2 separate regions of the Homo sapiens genome follow, and region 1 is linked to region 2. Evidence: read pairs that join two places in POLR2A ChIA-PET (ENCODE). Cell type or tissue: Panc1. All regions are shown on one strand. Region 1 overlaps GRIA4 (glutamate ionotropic receptor AMPA type subunit 4). Region 2 has its middle 46 kb from the start of GRIA4.

The links. ChIA-PET counts read pairs that join two places held together with the same protein. Peaks named below come from ENCODE experiments on the same cell type or tissue, not always from the same donor. Only the 100,000 strongest peaks of a DNase experiment are listed, where the experiment ranks them.
Region 1: POLR2A ChIA-PET joins it to region 2 with 16 read pairs; 2 of 35 experiments call an interaction of 5 or more read pairs at or near these places.

The regions. Positions count from the first base shown.
Region 1 is chr11:105,796,695-105,804,694 of GRCh38, reverse strand. All of the region lies in intron 4 of GRIA4 (glutamate ionotropic receptor AMPA type subunit 4), which reads right to left. Among named protein-coding and RNA genes, the nearest start is that of GRIA4, 190 kb to the right of the region's middle. RefSeq lists an enhancer at 4,284-4,787. In Panc1, no CTCF peak of the experiment used is centred here; a DNase peak (open chromatin) is centred at 4,509.
Region 2 is chr11:105,560,418-105,568,417 of GRCh38, reverse strand. No RefSeq gene overlaps it. Among named protein-coding and RNA genes, the nearest start is that of GRIA4, 46 kb to the left of the region's middle. In Panc1, no CTCF peak of the experiment used is centred here; no DNase peak of the experiment used is centred here.

The sequences.
Region 1 (8,000 bases), 240 kb before region 2:
AGAATTTTAAAATTGTGCAATCATCCATATAAAATAAATTTATTTTTATAATAATTTTTCCCTTCATTCCAACCAACTATTGTTAGCTGTGACTTATTTACCTTCTTGAAACTTTAACAGTCTTTATCAAGGCTGCCTTATGTCTACTGTCATTTTTCTGTGCAGGAGTATACAACTTAACTAGAATTCATTTTATCTCTTTTTCAATACAATGCATAGTTTTATAAACTTGTTAAGTGGGGGATTCTGCTTTTTTCCTTTAACATGGAGATGTGTCATATGTGTCATTTCCTGAGGATGGTCCAGTGGTCTAGTGCGTGTGTGTGTGTGTGTGTGTGTGCATGTGTGTTTGTGTGTTTTAATAAATTGGAAGCAAGAACATTTGATGTTCATGAAGTTACACTTATTTATTACGGAAAACAAAAAGACAGCTTTACATCATAACATGTCTTTAATAATCAGGTTTATATGCCTCAAAGGCTAAGAAAAACTATGATGAAATGTCATATCATGTAAATCTATCAATTAGGATGTTAACATTTTCTGTTTGTAATATAAATGAGAGCCACTAGATTACCAATCTGCATGTTAAATAAATGCAGCATCAAGCATAAGTAGGTAATAATGCATCCTACAATAAAATTCCAATCATATATAGCAAATGAACAGGTCTGTTAATTTTCTATGCCCAAATTCCTCATTCTTCTCCTCTTCAAATTTACCTTTTGTTTTTTTTCAAATCTAAGAAAGGTCAAATGTAAAAGTGAGAGCTAGTCTCAACTGTAACCTCCAAGATACTAGTAATCATGGCTCTTCTCTCTCTCTCTCTCTCTTTTTTTTTTTTTTTTTTGGTATAGCACCAATCAGAATCACCTATCTATTCAATTTACCAACTATATCAGAAGCTTACTTTGAGAACTCGGCCACCTTTCCTACATTTTTGAGGTTCTAAGCAAGGATCATTAGGAGCTCATGAAGTGTTCTTTATCTGGAAGATATACAATGTGTGTTGCTTAACTAATTAAAAATGGAATTATGATAGAAATAGCACATCAATTTATTGATCTGTTCATGAACATTGATCTAAAATATTTCTCAGAAGAGCCTATTGATTTAATTACTTCAGTTATGCCTTAATACAGTTAAAAGAGTTAACTTTTTAGTGTAATGTAATTTTCACATTAATATGTATAATTAATAACTTTTGTTCCACCTTATGAAGCACATTAATGTAACCTGTGAGACTCTCATCTATATAAAATTTTATATGTATATATGCACATTGAAGATATATTTATTTATACAGGTGAACATCAATATATCATTAGCCAAGAGAATATCTAAATTTCATAGTGGCAAATAACCTAAATTCTCAGAGCTGCAGTCTTCTTCTCTCTAACATGGAACTAATATCTCCCTTGCCTCCTGCAAGAATTTGGTAACTATTAACAGAGATACTATATATAAGAACAGTCTAAGAAATGGTAAATGAAAAGGTCCCATTAAACAGTCCCATTAGATGTATAAAAATAAGTGATTTTTATACAAGCAGTGTGCTTGGCTCAATACACATTTTAACACGGAGATATTAATGTAATAAAAGACAAGTAGACATATCTATATTTCCTGTGACCTGGTAGATCACATTTCTTTTGAGTTGAAAGGTCTTGCCTAAAAATTTCAAATGTTAGTTACTGTGATTTAAGTCAAAGATAAATTTAAGATATACCTAATTAAATTCTATATTGAATAGCACTATTGTAAGATTTTAGTATATATGTGTGCATATGTGTATAAAATATTACATAATATCTATAATATTTATATTCTTAATGTAAGTGAAATAAACCTAATGTAAATTTTAAAAGTATAACAATATGTTTTGAAATAAACAAATAAAAAATAAATGTTGTTTTTTTCAATGACATAATCTTTGTAATTAACTACCTTGTAGGATATAGCCTAGGAAGAGATGTATTCTATATTCCTGTAAAAAAATCTTGCCAAACATTAAAGAAATACTCAATATTTTTATTTGTAAAAATTTTGAACTGAATAGTAAGCAATATCCAGAAAACTTTTCAATAGATTCACTAAATTGCTGAGTAAGTGAGAAAATAGACTGAGAAGTTTAATAGTTATAAATTACTTTTTTGATATTAAGCTTGGTTGCATTTCAAAATCTTTTCTTCATTTTGTGCCCAAAGTTCAATTAACTAATACTTTCTACATCTTGACAGCTAGGTCATTGAAGAGGTTAATCAAGTGTTTGGATTTTATTTGTTATCAAGGTATAACTACTCATCTTCATATTGTGAGTACTTAGTTATTTCTGATGGTTTTAAATCTGAGAGGTTGATTCAGTTCTTAAATAGGAATGCATAGAGGAAGCTCTGTTTCAACATCTCCTGGTCCAGCACTGTCAGGCGGGCTCTGCTTTTGGTGTTCTACCAGCAGATGAAATCTTGTTCTTGAATTCCAGCCTCTTTTGGGCTAATTTCTGTTCTTCTGCTCTCTTCTCTCACCACCAGCCTCTAGAACTCAGATGCCCTGGGCTTATAAGTTTGCTTTGGGTCACTGACTAAACTGATGAGTCTCTTTGATGTGGCCGCATCTGCCCATCTGGACCCAGTCAGGCTGCCTGCCAATTTAGCCCTTTGTTAACTCATCCCCTTACTTGGATCTCCAGTAATTACTGCCATGTCCTGCTCAAATTGGCATCCCAGATGCTGGCCTTTTCTTCAACCTTGCTTTGTGATACTGCTATCCTTCATGTCTTTTCCTTTGTGACTCATCTCTAGGTGTCATACTCTTCTTGGTATTACAAAGTATTTTAGTTAGATATCATGAAATCTTTGCTTGAATACCTTCAGTGATCAGAAGCACAATATCTACCAAGGAACTCAATTCCATTTTCATTATAACACTTATTGTTAGAAAATCCTGTCTTATTTTTAGTCAAATTCAGCTTCTCTACAGTTTTTTTCCCTAGTTTGACCTCACCAACAATGAGCATAGTACTTGTACATTGTAGACAGTAAATGGTAGTAAATGGTAGTGGCTATTATTTTTAACTCAAAGTTTTCAATTGGAAGATTTTTCTCATTAAAAATAACATAGTTGAAATAAAAAATTATGTCTCTAACTTTAATGGAACTCACTTATGCTCTGAAGTTAGAGATATTTCTGAATTTCTTCAAAGTTTATTTGGCACTTTTTTATTCAGAAAGTAATTATTTCAGATAAACATATTACTTTCTATTTTTTCTGTTAAAATGTTCATTTTTCTCTCTACTTCTAATCTTTATTAAAATAAAACCTACATTCTTATAATCCTAATTTCCTGCATGTTTTTCAATATTTGTTGTCCTGAAGTTTATTGAGGCTTAACATTCAATATCACAATCTAATTTTTCTGTATTTTTCACACATACTTAAATTGATTCATCATTTTAAATATTAAATATTTAAATATTTCAACAGGTAGATACATTTAAATACAGTTTCTTCCTTTTTTCTCTCTGAGTTTTAAGAAATAAGATTTTGTGTTTTCCAAATCCTTAGTTTATTCCTAATTTCATTCTCTAAGGTTGTTATTCTGGGTTTTCCTGAACAAAATAGCTCAATTTTATTAGGATTTAATGTTTCTATTGTGATAAATTACTAGGAAAGTTAGATTTATGTTACTGTTAATACCATGCTGTATTTAGTTAATTTATACTTTATGTTAATTGATTTAGGTTCTGAGTTGACTTCCTGTATAATATCTATCTCCTAAAAAGCACCTATCCTATATTTTAAATGTGTTTTATGATTCTAGGCTAATATTAAGAAGCTCATTCATGGAAGAAAACCTTGTTAATTTATTTATTTATATCTTAGAATGAATCTTAAAGTTATTTTTAAAATTAAAATTTTTAATGTAGCAGAAGTAAATTAGTGGCTTAGATGAGTCTTGCATGCTGCAAAACTAAAACGAGATTGGACAGTTTGCTTACTATGGAAATAAATGAAGAAGATGATTTAGGAATAAATATTTGACTTCTTATTCATTCAGAATGCATCAATTATTTTAATTGATTAGTCATGTCTGAATTTAAATATGCTGAAACAATTCTTAATATTTAGTCTATATTAATTTTATGTATTTTTGTTTTGAGAAACAATCCTTGTCCCCTAATTTAAATTTGACATAATTTGAAAAGTCTAGACTGAGTGTTCCAAGGCATAGGTACCTTGACACATTATCATTAGGAGTCTTCACAGCCACACTTTAAGCTAATGAGGCAATTACTGTCCTCATTCTAATTATAAAGAAGCTGAGGCTTAGAAAATATAACTTGCTAAAAGTTAGTTAGTAAATGGTAGTCTCAATATTTACATAAGCTATGTGTAACTTCCTCTTTGTCATTTCTCTTGATTTCACCCTTTCACACTGTAGTCACTCACTCTCATGTTTATACCTTTGACATTGGCAAAAACTGCAGTTCTCCATAATCTCCATTTCAATCACTTACCCTCTGACCAATTGCCTCTAGAGCTATACTCTAAGAATCCTTTGATCCCACTAGAACCATTAATCTATTGGACCTACTTTTTTTGTTCTATCTTTCATTGTCTTTATGTGTTTTCTTGCTTTCTAAGCCAGCTTAAAATTTATGGGTAATCATAATCATGCACGCATAAACCCTCAACTCCTTTGCCCTCTCCAATGTATCACATTCATTTGGCAAAATTCCAATCCAGCTTAAATTCAGTTCTTTGTTACTCTGAGCCTACGTCTTAACAGCTGAATGTTACTAGAGAAAGTGAAACAAACTATTCTGCCTTTAAATACTAAATGATCCCTGGTAACTGTACTCTATGTTCCTAGTCCATTCCCTTTCTTAATTTGCTAGATGATTTTTAATCCTTTCTTCTCTTTCCTCAACTTTTCTACATCTTTGATTTCAGCAGATGACCTTGAATCATGCTTCATCTAAAAATTGAAGCCTTCATAGGAGAACTTCTAAAAATTCCTACCACTATATCTGTTCATGCAAATATTCCACACAGTAACTAAATAGTAATAAAATAGTAATATAATAATATTCAGTTACTATGAGTGAATCCTAAGGCCAAATCCTTTATGTCTACCCTGGGTTCCATCTGCTATTATCTACTAAAGAACATTTCCAGATAGTCTCTCCTCTGTCTCCAGCATCATCATCTTCTTTGTTGATTATTGCATCACCCTATACCCGTTGTAATTTCTCCCATCTTAATCCCATTTTCCCTCCAGCAACTGACTCATTCCCATCCTCTTGACATCGAAACTACTTGAAAGAGTCCTCTATTCCTGCCATCCTCAGTTTCTTTCTTTTTGCTCTTTCTTGCACACCTTCAGATTAGGTTTTTACTCTATTCAATGAAACTGCTCTTGAGAAGGTCACCAGTGATCACCATGCTGTTAAATCCAGTGGCCATTCCTTAGCATTTGACCACACTGATCACTCTTCCCTTAAAACCATTTGATACTTGGCATCTAAACATACTCACCTAGTTCTCCTTCTACCTTGCTAGCTACTCTAGCTACTCTTGTTCTCGGTTTCTTTGTTGGTTCCTTTTCATCTCAACCATCTCTAAGGATCAGAGTGCCATAGGGCAGAGTTTAGAACTTGGATTTCTCTTGTTGTTCTCTCATTATCTATGAACTAACACTCTCTGGGGATGAGTTAAATACCATCTTAATACTAATAACTTTCCTCTGAATTCCATACCAACATATCTAACTGCCTACTTCATATGTTCAGTAGGAGGTTTAATGATAAGCACTTCAAAATTAATATGTTAAAACCTGAGCACTACCTGACTTCCCACCAATATTCTTTCCTCTGTTCTCATTTCAGTAATGACAATTCTGTTTTCTGGTTGCTAGAGTCAAAAAGCTTAGCACGGTTTTTGGCTCCTTCCTTTCTGTCACATTCAGAATCCTGTTGTCTGTACCTTCAAAACATATTCTGAGTTCAACCACTTCTCACCACTCCTAGTGCCAGTTCAACCATCTTCTCATCTAGATTATTGCCACAGTCTCCTAATCGGCCTCTGTGTCTCTGTCCACACCCATTCTTAATTAGTATACAGACAGATCCTAAAATATGTCAGATTATGTCACTCCTTTTCTTAGTCAGAATGAAAGCTTGCAAAGTTCCAAGAAATGTAGCATCCATTACCTGCCTGAGATCCTTTTCTCCTCTTTTTATCTTTGTTCCCTCTTTCCACCCACTTTGGCTTTGTCACTCTCCCTGAAACACTGTAAAGAAGCTGCTTGCTCACTCAGGGTATCAGCATTTGGTGTTCCTCCTGCCCAACAATCTCTTCCACAGAAGTCCTCAGGAATAACTCCCTCACCTTCTTCAGGTCTTTTGTTAAATATACCTTCTCATGTGATTCAACTTTTCCTTTATCTTATACTTCATATCCTTGTTCCCTGCTTTACTTATGTTTCTTTGTTATGATATTATCTAATTCATCTTTTTAAGTGTCCACTTCTATTACTTGAATGTAAGCTTCATGGCTATAGGAAGTGTTGTCTTGTGCATGTGTGTGTGTGTATGTGTGTGTGTTTATGTCTATGTGTGGTTTTATATATATGCATATTGTTATTGATTTTAGTAGTGTTATTATTGCTGAATCTAGGATAGTTCCTGGCACATAGTAGGTGCTCAATAAATATTTGCTCAATAAATGAATACATAGATGAGGCAGAATTCAAACTTGGCATCAGCTCATTCCAAAAATGTATGTAATTTCCATTGTTTAAATTTGAATCAGCAATCAAGTAATTAAATACATTGAGCTCTGTGCTAGGCCCTAAAAGGCAAGCAGTTATGGAGTTTATGCTCTTGTTGTAGAGCACATAAAGCCAAGAGTGAACAACAGAACTTGGCATACAATTACTTGCCAATGGTGTGGTACTGATTACAAGTCCTACAAAAGAGAAATGAACAAGACACAAAGAAACTCATTATAGTTTCAGAAAAGGTAGCACGATTAAGTTGATTTAAGGTGACATTTAGCCAGATTATGAGAACAAAGAATCAGATGGGAAGGACACTGCAGTCTTGAGTGACTAGAATGAATTAGAGGTGAAATTGGGGAATAAGTTTTAATATGGCAGGTGGTATTCCAAGAAAAACACATGAGAGTTGAGATTTTAGGGCGTGGTAATTTGAAAGCTAGAGTGTAACCTTAGGCCCGAATGCTAACTATATAATCAGGCTTCCTGATTATTTATATTTGTGGAACCAAAATACTTTGATTTTATAGAAGTTACACATACACCACAATTCTCTTCTAAAAGGAGTACATTACTCATAAACCTTAATTCCATACCCTTGTATTGTTAGCGGGCTTTGCTTACGCCTTGTTTTTCACCTAAACACAAATGCTATACTATTTCCTTTTTTTCTTTCTTTTCATTTGTTTTATTTATTTATTTATTTTCAAGACAGGGTCTTGCTCTGTCATCCAGGCTAGAGTGCAGTGGCGTGATCTCGGCTCACTGCAGCCTTTACTTCCTGGGCTTAAGCCATCCTCCCATCTCAGCCTCTGGAGTAGCTGGGACTATAAGCATGCACCACCATGCCGGACTTTTTATTTTTTGTATTGACGGGGGTTCACCATGTTGCCCATGAGCTCAAGCCATCCACCCACCTCGGCCACCCAAAGTCTGGGATTACAGATATGAGCCACCATGCCTGGCCAGCGGTATTTTTATGTATCAATGCTTCTAATATGGTGCCTTCTGTATAGTCCCTGGATTTATTTTGGACTTCTTTCTTCTCATTACCAAAATACAACATTAAAGTTTACATTGTAAAGAAAAGAAAGGCTAATGATAAAACCTTCTCTGAGATGTTTAGAAAAGTGTCAGTAGCTCTGAAAGTATTAATCTTTTAAATGTTATGGAAAAATAGATTTTCCTGGATTTACTTAAGGGGCCACTTTATTTTCTAGCA
Region 2 (8,000 bases):
TCCAGTACAATATTGAGTATAAACAGTCATATTTCTTGACCACTGATTGAAATCTTTCATATTTTATTATTAAAAGTATAATAATTACTGTAGTTTTTGCTGTATGTTCATTTTGAGAATGAAAATTTTACTTCTATTTCTACTTTGCCAAAATCATAAATGGGTATTGTATTTTATTAAATGCTTTTCTGCATATATTGAAATAATCATATCTTTCTACTTCATTCAATGAATGTGGTGATTTGCATTGAGGCATTTTTCTAATGGATTGTGTTTCTAGAATATACATTTTTTGGATATGAAATATTATTCATTTTATACTTTGCTGAATATGGATTGCTATTCCTTTGTTCAGGATGATTACATCTGTTTGTGAGAGATTGCCTGGTAATTTTTCTTCCTCGTACTGTTCTTGTCAGATTTTGATCAAGTATGCATTGCTCATAAAATGATATGGGGGTTATTTTATCTTTTTATTCCCCATAGTTTGGATAATATTCTTCCTGTAAATGTTGAAAAGAATGAATGATTAATGCCATCTGGATCTAAAGTTTTCTTTCTGAGAAAGTTTAGATTGCAGATTTCCATCTTTAATAAAATTAAGACCAGTTTTTTTAGTGCTTCCTGTTAATATTGGTAAACTGTATTATCTACCAAATTTTCTGAATTCATTTAAATTTTCAAATTTTCAAGATGAAGTTTTAAATAGTATCCTCTTATAAACATTTTAAATTCTGACTGTGCATGGTGGCTCACACTTGTAATCCCAGCACTTTGGGATGCTGAAGTGGGAACATTGCTTCAGGCCACGAGTTCGAGACTTGCCTGGGCAACAAAGCATGACCCTATCTCTACAAAACATAAAAAAAATTAGCTGGGCATGCTGGTGAATGCCTGTAGTCCCAGCATTCGGGAGGGTGAGGCAGAAAGAACTCCTGAACCCAGGATTTTGAGGCTGCAGTGAAATACGGCCACACGGCTGCACTCCAGCCTGGGTGACAGAGCAAGACTCAGGCTCTAAAAGAAAAAACAAAATCTGTCAGATCTATACTGATGTTCTCTTTTGCACTTTTGATATTGACAATATATTCTTTCTTATTTTTTAACATATTAATATTGTTAGAAGCTTACCATTTTAATCAACCCTTTCGAAGAATCAAATTGTGGCTTTTTTGATTATCACTTTTATATTTGATTTATGTGTCATTAGTGACTTTGCATAAAATTTGCTGCTTTTTCCCTAACTTCTTAAGGTAAATATTTACACCACTGATTTTTAGGTGTTTTTTTGACATGTATTTTGAGATTAAAAAATATTTATCTGTGAAGAGTTTAAACTGTATTCTACAAGTTTTAACGACACATTTTCACATCAGTGAATAAAAAACACTTTCTATATTTCATTGTGGTTTTGATTTGAGTCATAGGCTATTTAGAAGTTGTGCTAATCTTTTAAACATATTTAAAATTTTTCTGTTATTAATTTTTAACATAAATATTTTGTGGTTGGAAAACATACACCTTCATTACTTCTTTTATTCAAATATTTTAAGGGCAGTATACATTTTTTTTTTTTTTTGAGATGGAATGTTGCTCTTGTCACCCAGGCTGGAGTGCAATGGCGCTATCTCGGCTCAGTGCAACCTCCGCCTCCTGGACTCAAACGATTCTCCTGCCTCAGCCTCCTGAGTAGCTGAGATTACAGGCGCCTGCCACCATGCCTGGCTAATTTTTGCACTTTCAGTAGAGACGGAGTTTCGCCAAGTTGGCCAGGCTGGTCTTGAAGTACTGACCTCAGGTGATGTGCCTGCCTCGGCCTCCCAAAGTGCTGGGATTACAGGCGTGAGCCACCACGCCCAGCCAGCAGCATACATTTTTTATAAATCTTCCATGTGCACTTGACAAAAACTGTTTTCTGGAGTTGATATGTGTGTATTTTACACATGTCAATTATGTTACATTGCTCAATCACATTATTCAAATCTTCTATATTTTTCCTGATTTTTAAATCTACTTGTGATGTGAACTTCAGGTTAAAATCTCTAATGGTGGTTGTAACTTAGCTACATCTCCGTTCAGTACTTCATCTATTTTGAGGCTAACAATATCGTGCACAATCAGAAATGCTATATCCTTCTTTACATTGAAATTTTAATACAATGTTCCTCTTTAGCCAAGTCATGCTTCTTGTCTTAAATTATGTTTATATTGATATTAGTATACCTGCTGTGACTTTCTTCAAATTTGTTTGCAAGTTATATCTTTTTCTACTTTTACATTTCAATGTTTTTCTATTCTTATATTGAAAGTTATTTCTCATCTTCGTTTTTCAGTTTGACAATATTTGAGTATTAAGTGGGTTGTTTAGTCAATTCGTAGTTAATATAATTATTAATATATTTTGATTTAAATATCTCTTCTTATTATTTGTGTTGTTTGTTTCACTCATTGACATTCCTCTTTTGATTTGAACAGTTTTATTGAAAGATAATTTAATAACATTGCTATAAGGTTCACCTATTTAGCACGTATAATTAAGTAGGGTAGTCTCAGAGCTGTGTAATTATCAGCACAATCTAATTGTAGAACATTTTTTATTACCCCAAAAAGAAGCCTGTACCCATTAGCAGTCATCTTACCTCTCTACTTACCCAAACCTAGGCAGCCACTAATGTATTTTTTTGTCTCTATTGCCTATTAGATTGTCTTTAAATGGAATCAAACAATATGTGGTCTTTTGTGACTACCTTCTTTCCAGTAGTATGTCTTTCAAGTTTCATCCATGTTGTAGCATGTAACAGTATTTCATTTAATTATATACCTGAATAATACTCCATTGCGTAGCTATATAACATTTTATTTATCTGTTCATCAGTTAATGGATATTTGGGTCCTTTCTACTTTTATTTATTTTTTTTTTTTTGAGACGGAGTTTTGCTCAGTCGCCCAGGCTGGAGTGCAGTGGCATGATCTCGGCTCACTGCAAGCTCTGCCTCCCCGGTTCACGCCATTCTCCTGCCTCAGCCTCCCAAGTAGCTGGGACTACAGGCACCTGCCACCACGCCCAGCTAATTTTTTGTATTTTTTTTAGTAGAGACGGGGTTTCACCGTGTTAGCCAGGATGGTCTCGATCTCCTGACCTCGTGATCCGCCCGCCTCGGCCTCCCAAAGTGCTGGGATTACAGGCGTGAGCCACTGCGCCCGGCCAATCCTTTCTACTTTTAGCTATTGTGAACAATGATGCTATAAACACTCATGTATAAATTTTGTATGAATGTATGTTTTTATTTCTTTTGGGTATTTATCCAGGAGTGAAATTGCCCAAACATATGATAACTCTATATTTAGTATGTTGAAGAACTACCAAACTGTTTTCCAAAGTGTCTGCGCTATTTTAACTTTGCACCAGCAATATACATATAAACATTTCAATTTTGCCACATTTGCACCAATGATTGTCATTGTGTTTTTCAAATTATAGCCATCCTACTGTGTACAAAATAATATAAAACCATGTTGATTTGCATTTCCTAATGACTAACAATCTGTGTAATATTTCTTGTGTTTATTGGTCATTTATATTTGAAGAAATATACATTCTGACACTGTGCCTATTAAAAAATTGAATTTTTATTTTATTATTAAGACAGTTTTTATATATTCTAGATAAAAGCCACTTATAAGATATATATCTGCAAATATTTTCTCCTATTCTGTGGGTTGTCTTTTGAATTTTTTGTTGCTATTATTAGCAGCAAATTTTTTTTTTTTTTTGAGACGGAGTCTTGCTCTGTCACCCAGGCTGGAGTGCAGTGGCACAGTCTCGGCTCACTGCAGGCTCCGCCTCTCAGGTTCATGCCATTCTCCTGCCTCAGCCTCCCAAGTAGCTGGGACTACAGGTACCCGCCACTACACCTGGCTAATTTTTTTTTTTTTTGTATTTTTAGTAGAGACGGGGTTTCACCATATTAGCCAGGATGGTCTTGATCTCCTGACCTCATGATCCACCTGCCTCAGCCTCCCAAAGTGCTGGGATTACAGGCGTGAGCCACCACACCCAGCTGCAAAATGTTTTAAATTTGATAAACTTACATTTATCTATTTCTTCCTGAGTTTTTAAATTATAGCTAGGAAACCACTAACTAACATAAGGTCATGAAGATGAAATCCTGTGTTCTTCTAAGAGTTTTGTAATTTTAATGGCTACATTTAGACGTATTATCCATTTTGAGTTGATTCTTGTATATGGTTTGAGGTTGAAGTCCAACTTTATTCTTTTCATGTAGACATACAATTACCTTAATTCTTCATATATAGATTATTTTTGTTCTTTGACTGTATTCATAATAACAGATTTAAAATATTTATCCAATAAGTATAGGAGCTGAGTTCCCTCAGGAACAGTTTTTATGAACTCTTTCATTCCCCTATTAGGGACTATACTTTCCTCTTCACGTGCCTTACAATTTTGCTAAAACCTGGAAATTTTAGATAAGTTAATGTGGCAACTCTTGAAATTAGAAATGAGATTGTCTCCTCATTTTGTTTTCTGTTTGTTTGGTGAATTTTCTGGGCTAATTCTGTAACATTAGAATTAATTATGTTCGGTTAGCTTAGTGGTCAACTAATGATTGGTCAGAGATTTCTTGAATGTCTTGAACCAGCGGGCCTTCCTTCTGTCCTTTGTCAGTCAGCTTGAAATTGTCTGAGAACACAGTATTAACACTCAGACAGTTTAAAACTCTGCCTTGGCCTTTTCTCTCACTTGCATAGGATTTCCAGGTCAGACAATGGAGAGAGGCTGGAGTGCATTTTGGATTTTTCCGGGCCTGCACAAAGCCCTGCACATGTGCACAATCTGCTAAGTCCCCAGAAATATGTCAGAACTTTGCAAAGCCCCCATGGTTACCACGTTCCTCAAATCTTCCTTTTAGGGGCTCTCTTATTGCTTCGACTGGTATCATAGTCTCAGTCAGCTGCAATGTTACATAATTGCTGCTGATTTTTTTCAATACATGCCTGGTGATAGGGCTTTTTTTTTTTTGGTGGAACAAACTGAGTCAGGCCAGATAAAAACAACACCCTGTGAATGGGCCTTTCTCAGGGACCAGAAATTGGTATGAAATACTGACAACGCTCTAGGATGGGACTTTCTGAAGACCTCCTCATGCAGACTATTCCTTCCTTTAGCTGCAAGGCTGCAGTTGTTCACAACTACTGCAATTGTTAGTCTGCTGTCTTTCCAAGTTACCACAGGCCTGGGAGAGGAAGATAGGAGTACATCAAATTAATAATACTACCAAGGCCAGGCATGGTGGCTCATTCCTGTAATCCCAGCATTTTGGGATGCCGAGGTGAAAGGGTCACTTGAACCCAGGAGCTTGAGACCAGCCCAGGCAACATAGTGAGACCCCATCCCAACAACATCAACAACAAAAAGACCTAGGCATGGTGGCATGTGCCTATGGTCCCAGCTACTTGAGAGGCTGAGTTGGTGGGATTGCTTGAGCCTGGGAGGTTGAGGTTGCAGTGAACCATGGTCACACCACTACACTACAATCAAGGTGACAGATGGAGACCCTGCCTCAAAAAGAAAAATAAATAAAATACTACCAATCCTCTTTTCACTTAGGTTTAGCACAGTTTTTTGTTCTGTTTAGTTCAGTTTTGTTTCTGAATAAATGATCTTCAGAGGGCAGCCAGCCTTTGGTTAATTTCTATGGTTCTGAAAATGTTATTTCTAGCAATATTTGCCAAATGTTTTCCTTGCTTTTACAGAGGACGAGTTTAACAGAAGTCTTCACTTCACCATTCCAGAAGTGTCCTTCACTCTAGTTTCTTTTTACTTATTATCATATTGTGACTAATTAAATATTTTGTTGCATGCCATTTCCACATTCATTTGCTAATTTTAAATACTTTCGGCTTTCATTTAGCAGACCTTCTTGCAATTAAAATATATTTTAGACTAATGTAATTCGGTAATTTTACTTTTTCTCAGACAATTCAGTAATGTTACAATATTTTAGTGCCATTTCACCTTATGCGTTTTGTGTCATTTTTACTTTGTACTTAAATTTTCTATATAGAACATTGTCTTTATAGTCATTTATCCTTTAAATTTACCCACGTTACCATTGCTTTTGTATTATATTTCTTTTTGTGTTTCTATCCTTCCATTTGGGATTATTTTTCTTCTGCCCAGAGTATTACCTTGAGTATTTTTGTAGTTTCGGTCAATTGGTGGTAAATTTTCCCAGTTTTTAAAATGTGAACAAGGAAACCTTTACTTTTTAATTTCTATTTTGGGTATGTTCACTGGGCAGACAAGTCTAGATTGATAAGGGTTTATATTGTTGCTGTTTTCAGTTTTTTAATGATGCCATTCAATCATCTTCTGGATTCTATCATTTCATTGAGAAATAAGTTTCATTCTCATTGTTTCTCCTTTGAAGATCACATGTCCATTTGTTCCAGACACTTTTCAGATTTTCTCTTTGTCTTTGGTTTTCAGAAGGTTGAAGATGTGTATAGGTGTGATTTTCTTTCTATTTATTCTCCTTTGAATTTGTAGAATCTTAATAACACTTGAAAATGATACTTCAATTTCATTCTCCTGCCCTTTGCTTGTGGGACTTCAATTAAATCTATGTGAGACTTTTCCTAAATCTCATATTTTTTACACTCTTTTCTATATTATCTATCTTCCCCCAACCTCTAGCCTTAAGTCTAGATATTTTCTGTTATTTGCCAACTTAATTACCTCATCTTGTGTTTGTTGTTCTGTTAAAACTATCTACAGAAACATCAATTTCAGTTATTGAATTTTATAGTTCTATAATTTTGAATTGAGTATATTTAAGTAGATTCCATTTCTGAGTTTAAATTCTTCATTCTGTTATGCATTTCCTTGAATGAATTTATCAAAATTTGTTAAATATCTGTTCCTAGATACAGAAATATCTTTCATTCCCCTGTGATATTGTTTGGATGTGAGTTCTCTCCAAATCTCATGTGGAAATATAATTTCCAGTGTTAGAGTTGAGGCCTGGTGGGAGGTGTTTGGATTATGGGGGTTTATTTCTCATGAATGGCTTAGTCCATCCGCTTGGTGATGAGTGAGTTCATTCTTGGGAGATCTGGTTGTTGTAAAGTGTGGCATCCTGGCCCACCCCCATCTCTCTTGCCTCTGCTCTGCCATGGGAAATTCCTGGTCCCCTTTAGCCTTTCTCAATGACTGTAAGCTTCCTGAGGCCTCCCCAGAAGCAGATGCTGGTAGTATGCTTCTGGTACAGCCTGCAAAACCATGAGCCACTTTAAAGCTCTTTTCTTATAAATTACCCAGTCTCTGGCATTTCTTGGCAGCAATGCAAGAATTGCTTAATACACTCTGCATGTTAATTTATATTTTATAGCTTTTCTCTCAAATATTTTCAGTCATTTGGTCTTCTAGTAGGCTTGGTAATTTTTTAAAATTAAATTCCAGCCATTTGGTATAAAAATACAGAGTTATTTTACTGTTATTTTAGTCCCATTGATGTTATATTTATTTAAAGCATATTTATATTTTTATTTTACTTTATTTTTTTGAAAGTCAAGGAAGGGCCAGATTACATTAATACATACTTCTATTGAGGTTATTCATTTCAGTTTTTGTGAAAGTTGGTCTTTTTTAAATTTTGTGTTTTCTGCTGTTTATAGACCTTCTTGGGTTCCAGTGGAAAGACTGGGGTTTTCCTAAGACCTTGGCTAGTTTGAACTGCACTTTTTCTCCTCAGCACCATGCAACTGCCTAATGCTCTGCACAACTTCTAGGTTTCTTAGAAACCCTCCTACTTTATTTTCTCCTCAGCTTTGGGCTTCTTGGCTAAGACTCAGCAGTGACAATTTCCTTGATGAAGTTTTGGCTCACCTCTTTATGTACTTTTCTCTTTGTGATACTTTTCTTTTTTTTCTTTTTTTTTTTTTGAGATGGAGTCTTGCTCTGTCGCCCAGGCTGG